Regions from separate parts of the Homo sapiens genome. Here regions 1 and 2 are each linked to region 3. A link is an interaction called in ENCODE POLR2A ChIA-PET data of the cell type or tissue named here. Cell type or tissue: OCI-LY7. All regions are shown on one strand.

Region 1 (2,500 bases), 170 kb before region 3:
TTCAAGCAATCCTCCCACCTCAGCCTCTCAAAGAGCTGGGATTACAGGCGTGAGTCACCACACCTGGCCTAGTTTGTTGTTATTGAGAAATCCAATGCTATTTTGAATCCTAACTCTAAGTATGTAACTGTGCTCTCTAGAAGCCTTTAGGATTTTCTCTGTATTCTTGTAGTTCTAAAATTTCACAGTATTGTATCTTGGTATTGGTTTTCTTTTATTGTGCTGTATCAATCTACAGACATTATTTCAGTTCTGGAAAAATCTCTTTACACCATTTAATCCTTGATAATTTCCTCCCTCCTATTGTAATTTTTTCTCCTCAGAAATTTCTATTAGTCAGGTGTTAGATTTCTTGGAATAATCCTCTAATTTTCTTATTGTTCTTCCTCACTTTCCATCTCTTTCATTTGGTCTATCAGTGAGGAAACTTCTTCAACCCTATCTTACAATCTTTCTGTGTTGTAGGTTTTTATACTGGCTATCATATTTTTAATTTCCTAGAGTTCTTGTTTTCAAAAGCTTCCTTTTTAAAAGAATCCTGTTCATCTTTCATGAATGCAATATTTTCTCAAATCTCTCCTGAGACAGTATATAGTTACAACTTTTTTTCTTCTTTATCTCTCTGCTTTTACTGTTTCCTGAGATATTTTCTCTTCCAATTGTTTTGATCTCTGTCTTCTATGTTAGAGGTTTTCTTTAAATGTCTGGTGACACTTGGCTAGGGGGTAGGCTTGTTGATTTGTGGGCTTCACATTAGGGTGATCAGGCAAGAATCGGCCATTTGATTGAGGACCCCTAGAAGTATTCAGTATCTTCAGGACTTTTTCTCTGGAGTTAATTTTATCAGAGCACGATCTTCCAGTCTCTTGCAGGGAAATATCTGTCGGCCTACAGATATTCTGGAAACTGGGTCTAAGAGGTGGATGGTTCTACCATGCACTACTGATAACTCTTATCTTAAAGCCCTTCTTTTCAGTTTTGTTCCATATTGCACCCTTTCTCCTATGCTTGGTGTGCCTGATTCGGAGCCTCTGGTTCAGTATCTAAGACTAAACTTCCTATCTCCTGAGAGAGTGGGGGAGGGGGTGCAGGCATCTAATTGCCTTTCATACAGACTTCCAAGTAATCTTCCTGTTTTCAGTATTTGGTGTCTCCAATTCTGGAACAATTCCAGGGTTCTACACTAGAAATCCTCTTCCTTCTCAGTTTCTCCCCCGGGAGGCACTTTCAGTTCCTCTGGCCCACTAAGTCTTCCACACATGCTCTCTGGCTTTAATATTCCATTGATTTCTCATTTGCTGATATGTCTTTCCCCTCTTACTACTATTTTAATGGGGTTATGGAGGGGAATGAAAGTTAAGTATGTGTTCAACTGGCTGTGTTTAACTGCTGTGCATTTATTTTTCATCTAGAAAATAAACAGAAGACAAAAGAACAAGCTGTATGTGCACCAACAGAGTGACCTGGTTTCAAAAAAAAACCAGCTACAGAGAAGATAGGCCTATCTTGGGATATGTTAGCCTGATTACATTTGAGTTCTGTATTCAGCTAAGGGGAACAACAAATTGGACCTTGTCTAGATGAGGAAGACCAAGATGGGCAAGAGTCTGAAAGCTACATCTTATAAGGAATAGCTAAAGGATAGTCTGGAAAAGGTAATTTAGGAGGAACCTGATAGTTGTTGTCAAATCCTAGAAGGGCTATCACATGGATTAGGGCAGATCTAGAAAATTACAGGAAGGCAGATTTTCTTTTATCATAAAGAATAAGAGCTAAGTGCAGGGCGCGGTGGCTCATGCCTGTAATCCGAGCTCTCAGGGAGGCAGAGGTGGGAGGATAGCTTGAGCCCAGGAGTTCGAGACCTGCATGGGCAATATAGCGAGACTCCGTTCTTCACAAAAAGGAAGAAAAAAAAAAAGACAAAAAACAAATAAGCGTAAGAATAAGAGCTAAGAACACTTAGCGGGGTCCTGGACTGGTTTCAAAACTATTAAGTGACTACTTAGAGGCCTTCCAATTCTACAATCCTGTGATACTACATTTTTGTGAAAAGCTTTTAAAAACCCAAACACTCTCATTTGTAATCTCAGTTTTTACATGTCTCATTTTTTGCTGGGCACAGTGGTTTATGCCTTTAATCCTAGCTCTTTGGGATGCTAAGGTGGGAAGGTTTCTTGAGGCAGGGATTTTTAAGACCAGCCTGGGCAACACAGCAAGACCTCATCTCTACAAAAAACTAGCCAGGCATGGTGGTGCATGCTTGGGAAGATGGTTTGAGTCCAGGAGTTCAAGGTTGCAGTGAGCTATAATTGTCACTGCACTCCAGCCTGGGCAACAGAGCAAGAGAATGTCTCGAAAAATAAAATAAAATAAAATGTCATTTTTTAAAAAAAGAGATGATCATTTATTGAGCTCCTTTTGTATGCCACTGACTATGCCAGGTACCCATTCTGCACATTTTCTCATTTCAGTCCTCACAGCAACCCTCTGCAGTAGGCAG
Region 2 (2,500 bases), 110 kb before region 3:
GAGATGTGGAAAAATTATTTTGGTTGCTGCCTTTCCTAGACTGTAGCCAGTATTCTCAGGTCATTTTCAGCACTGTCTTCGGTATTGATGCCTGTTTTCAAGAGGGTAGAATTGCTTCTTCAGAATTTCTTTGGCTGATGGGGCTGGCTATAAGGCAGAAGACTGGGTTCCTAATCCACCTCTTCCACAAGCTCTCTGTGGCGAGTTGCTCAGACCCTCTCAACCTCAGGGTCGTCCTCTGTGAACAAGGAAGTTGGCCTGATAACCTGCAGTGACCCTCCCACTCTGCCAGTCGGTGATTCTGTGAAGTGGTGTAAAGGGCTGTGAGCCTCAGGCATAAACAGACAGCAGGGAGAGACTTAGTATACTCCACTCTGCCAAGAGAAGATACACTGGCAAGCTGCAGTGGGATGAAAATCGGAAAACTGCCTGCCCCAAGAGCTGCCCCACAGCCTGATGTGCAGCTTAAGCAGAATTCTCTGAATTATCCTCATTACATTTATAATGAAAATGCCTATTAGGAAACTTACATGAGTCTGTGCTGTTTCCAAGGCATTTTTTTCCTATCTAAAAAATGTCCCTGTTTGTTGTTGTTGTTTTTGAGACAGGGTCTCACTCTGTTGCCCAGGCTGGAGTGCAGTGGTGCAATCTTGGCTCACTGTAACCTCTGCCTCCCGGGTTCAAGCCATTCTCCTGCCTCAGCCTGCTGAGTAGCTGGGATTACAAGCATGTGCCACCGCACCCAGCTATTTTTTATTTTTAGTAGAGATGGGGTTTCACCATGTTGGCCAGGCTGGTCTTGAACTCCTGACCTCAAGTGATCTGCCCGCCTTGACCTCCTAAAGTGCTGGGATTACAGGCATGTGCCACTGCACCCAGCCTCCTACATCACCTTCTGATTGGCCCAGACATGTAAGTTTGGCTCTGCTGTGCCTCACTGAACAGAGTCATCAAGCTGGAGGACCCTGATGGCTCAGTCGAACTTTCTGTAGCTGGGCCATGATACATTTTCTAGAGCTGGGAGAAGGATGGCATGTGGACAGGTGAGACTGGCCAGCAAGCCTCTCCTGTTGACCCCACAGGAAGTCCACACCTGAAGGGGACCTTTGTGGGGCTTCCAGAGGGGCAGATCCAGGATCTGGACACTGGTCACATGCCTTGGGTCCCAGGCTTTGTGCCTGAATTGCCACAGAGCCATCAGGATGCCAGGGGTTCTGTTGACCCTTGCTATGTGAGGGCAGTTGGGCCTCAGTGCCCAGGTGACCTGGTTGGATGAGGGCTAGAATACAGCAGGCCTTTGGTCTGGGAGAGGGCCAGTGGGGCAGTGGACTGGTCACAGTTTTGGTCACCAGTCCCAGGATCCAGGTGTCAGGGGCTCCCTCCAGTGGCCCTTTTATGACAACTAAAGGAAGTCCTATTGTTCACAGCGAGGGTTCTCAGCTTGAAGTTCCTTGTGCCTCTTTTAGGGAAGACACTCAGATGGTATATCGAGTATAAAATGACTTAGCGATTCTTCTCCTCAAAATGTGTCATTTATGATCCTTTTGTAGTTCATGAGTGTGATGATTGTGTGTTCATACGCTTGTGTGAGATGTGCCACCCTTGAACCTTGTTACGACATTGGCACATTACCCGTCTGATCTGAAAAAAAAAGTATCATTTATTTACTTACCTAAAATCTATGGAGTGCTTACTATGTGCCAAGTGCTTTTTAAAGCACTTGGAATACCTGACTGCATGAACAGAAACACAAATCTCTGAGCTTGCAGTCTGATGGGAATAGGGGAGATACATAATAATAATCACAATAAATAGGTAAGTTCTAAAGTTTCACTGTTTAATACGGTAACTGCTACTCAAATGTGGCTATTTAATTAAAATTAGAATTACTTCTTCAGGCACCCTAGCCACATTTCAAGTGTTCAGTAGCTGTATTTGTCTCATCATTACCATACCGGGCAGCACAAATATGGAACATTTCAATAATTGCAGAAAGTGCTATTGGACAGCACTAATCTAGAATATGTTAAAAGGCAAAATGTGCTATGAAAAAAAATTAGAGATTTTTAAAGCATGTTGCAGGGGTGGAGAAGGTATTACAATTTTTTTTTTTTTTGAGACAGTGACTCGCTCTATTGCTCAGGCTGGAGTGCAATGGTGCGGTCTCAGCTTACTGCAACCTCTGTCTCCCGGGTTCAAGCAATTCTCCTGCCTTAGCCTCTCTAGTAGTTGGGATTACAGGCGCATGCCACCATGCTTGGCCAATTTTTGTAATTTTTGTAGAGACAAGGTTTCACAAGGGTGGTCTCGAACTCCTGACCTCAGATGATCCACCTGCCTTGGCCTCCCTAAGTACTGGAATTGCAGGGATGAGCCACCGCACCTGGCTGGAATTACAATTTTAAAGAGTAATTGTGGTGCACCTAATTTAGAAGCTTTTGAACAAAGATTATCAGGAGGTAAGTGAATGAGTCTTGGAAATACTTAGGAGAAGAGAATT
Region 3 (2,500 bases):
AGTTCAAGACCAGCCTGGCCAACATGGTGAAACCCCATCTCTGCTAAAAATACAAAAAATCAGTTGGGCGTGGTGGCAGGCTCCTGTAATCCCAGCTACTCAGAAGGCTGAGGCAGGAGAATTGCTTGAACCTGGGAGGCGGAGGTTGCAGTGAGCGAGATTGCGCCATTGCACTCCAGCCTGGCCGACAAGGGCAAAACTCCATCTCAAAAAAAAAAAAAAAGACAATGTATATATGGTATTCCCCTTCCCCACCTCCCCCCACCACGAAGTAGCATACTAAATTTACTGTTTTGTTTCTTGCTTTTTTTCCTTAACAGTACATTCCGGAGCAGTATACAGAGATCTTCATTATGACCTTTTATTTTAATTAAATTAATTAATTAACTTAGATTCTTGCTCTGTCACCCAGGCTGGAGTGCAGTGGCACCATGTCATCTCACTGCACCCTTGGCCTCTGGGGCTCAAGCAGTCTTCTCACCTCAGCCTCCTGAGTAGCTGGGACTACAGGCGCACACCATCACACCTGGCTAATTTTGCTTATTTTTTGTAGAGGCGAGGTCTCACTATGTTGCTCAGGATGGTCTCGAACTCCTAGCCTCAAACAACCCTACTGCCTCAGCCTCCCAAAGTGCTGGGATTACAGATGGGGGAGCTACCACGTCCAGCCCATTATTATGATCTTTTAGATCAAAGTTCGTAATTAGAACTTTTTGAAGCTGCATACTACCACATTGAACGGATGTACCAGGGTTATTCAGTCACTGTTACAACCTTTTACTAGCACACAGATAGCCTTTTGCAGTTTATTTTAACCTTTTTCTGTATGAAATGATGGATAGTGGTGCATTCAGTGCATTGTAATTCACAATCATCCTATATTATCATTTGGCTTTGCCTTGTAAGAATATGTGTTTCAAGTGTTTTTTTTAAGGTATGGATAGCTTTTACCCTACTTGTAGTTGTGTTAGTTGACTTGAAACCTTTTCCTTCTATACCTCAGACATTAATTACAATGAAAAAAAAATGCTTAAACTCTTTACCAAAACCAGAAAATAAACAATGGCTATTTTTATTGCATTTAAGCTTTTGTTCCGTAAGAGTACTGAATTGTTTTTTAATGTGTTTTGATTTTGGTCGGGTGGTAACTTATGCTAGAAACTTTTTGAATTGTTGTACTTGGTATGTTTCTAAAATAGAAAGCAGCCCACACATTTTTTTATTTTTTCTTTATAACAAAAGAAAACTTACTTGTGAAACATGAAATAATAAAATTATTTTCAGAAGCATTTTTAGTATTAAGATGAAAGTAAGCAGTTATTTATGATGGAAAGAGATCTGAAATATGTATAAAAAGAGAGACCTTGTCTTTCTCATGTCTTTCCATTTAATCACATCACAGGTTTTATTTCTGTGTTTTTATTTAGAAGGTGGGTTTTTCAGAGCTAATTTGCATGAAAGGCTGTAACTTGAAAGAGCTGTTTTTGTATTCTCATTTAATGTGGTTAAGCAAGAGTAGGACAGGAAGGCTGACATAAGTACTTAGTCTGGTACAATACAAGATAGGTACAGTTTAAACATTAACCAACTGGGTGCAGTGGCTCATGCTTGTAATCCCAGCACTTTGGGAGGCTGAGGCAGGCAGATCGCTTGAGCCCAGGAGTTTGAGACCAGCCTGGGCAACATGGTGAAACCCCATCCCTACTAAAAATTCAAAAATTAGCCAGGCATGGTGGTGTGTGCCTATAATCCTAGCTACTTGGGAGGCTGAGGTGGGAGGATCACTAGAATGGGGCGGGGGTGGGTGGTGTGAGGTTGCAGTGAACCAAGATCATGACACTGCACTCCAGCCTGGGTGAGGGCAGTGAGATCCTGTCTCACAAAAAAACAATATTAACCAAGCGAGCTTAGAGTCTACAGTCTAATTATAATAGTCTAATTATAACAAGCCATCTCCCTCAGAAACCTATCTCATGTCTTTCTTCGTATTCGATACTTAGAATTTTTAATTTTAATTTTAATTTTTTATTTGAGACAGAGTCTCGCTGTGTCACCCAGGCTGGAGTGCAATGGCGCAATCTCAGCTCACTGCAACCTCCACCCCACTGGGATTCAAGTAATTCTTGTGCCTTAGCCTCCCGAGTAGCTGGGATTACAGATGACTGCCACCATGCCTGGCTAATTTTTGTATTTTTAGTAGAGACAGGATTTCACCATGTTGGCCAGGCTGATCTTGAACTCCTGACCTCAAGTGATCCACCCGCCTTGGCCTCCCAAAGTGCTGAGATTACAGGCGTGAGCCACTGCACCTGGCCAGTCAACTCTTTCTGTGTGATTCACTGGCTTGTACTAAAGATGAATTTCAGCATTTATGCATATTTATCTTTTGAGGCTTATTTGGTATTGGAGGTTTTCCTCTCTCACTTTTTGCTAATGAGGAAAACAAATGGATAATTGAAAAGATTAACTCAGAGTAATGAGTAAAATTACTGGAATTCAA

Evidence for each region. ChIA-PET counts read pairs that join two places held together with the same protein. Peaks named below come from ENCODE experiments on the same cell type or tissue, not always from the same donor. Only the 100,000 strongest peaks of a DNase experiment are listed, where the experiment ranks them.
Region 1: POLR2A ChIA-PET joins it to region 3 with 9 read pairs; 4 of 35 experiments call an interaction of 5 or more read pairs at or near these places.
Region 2: POLR2A ChIA-PET joins it to region 3 with 6 read pairs; 3 of 35 experiments call an interaction of 5 or more read pairs at or near these places.

What each region holds. Positions count from the first base shown.
Region 1 is chr3:47,313,910-47,316,409 of GRCh38, reverse strand. All of the region lies in intron 1 of KLHL18 (kelch like family member 18), which reads right to left. Among named protein-coding and RNA genes, the nearest start is that of KLHL18, 32 kb to the right of the region's middle. In OCI-LY7, no CTCF peak of the experiment used is centred here; no DNase peak of the experiment used is centred here.
Region 2 is chr3:47,249,665-47,252,164 of GRCh38, reverse strand. All of the region lies in intron 10 of KIF9 (kinesin family member 9), which reads left to right. It overlaps SNORD13J (small nucleolar RNA, C/D box 13J), which reads left to right and starts at 1,556; the gene lies at 1,556-1,648. It also overlaps the pseudogene SNORD13P3. In OCI-LY7, CTCF peaks have their summits at 1,170 and 1,373 (motif pointing left); a DNase peak (open chromatin) is centred at 1,404.
Region 3 is chr3:47,140,394-47,142,893 of GRCh38, reverse strand. The region is part of intron 1 of SETD2 (SET domain containing 2, histone lysine methyltransferase); the gene reads left to right. Among named protein-coding and RNA genes, the nearest start is that of SETD2, 22 kb to the left of the region's middle. RefSeq lists a silencer at 521-620. In OCI-LY7, no CTCF peak of the experiment used is centred here; a DNase peak (open chromatin) is centred at 1,503; H3K4me3 peaks cover 1,326 bases; H3K27ac peaks cover 1,785 bases.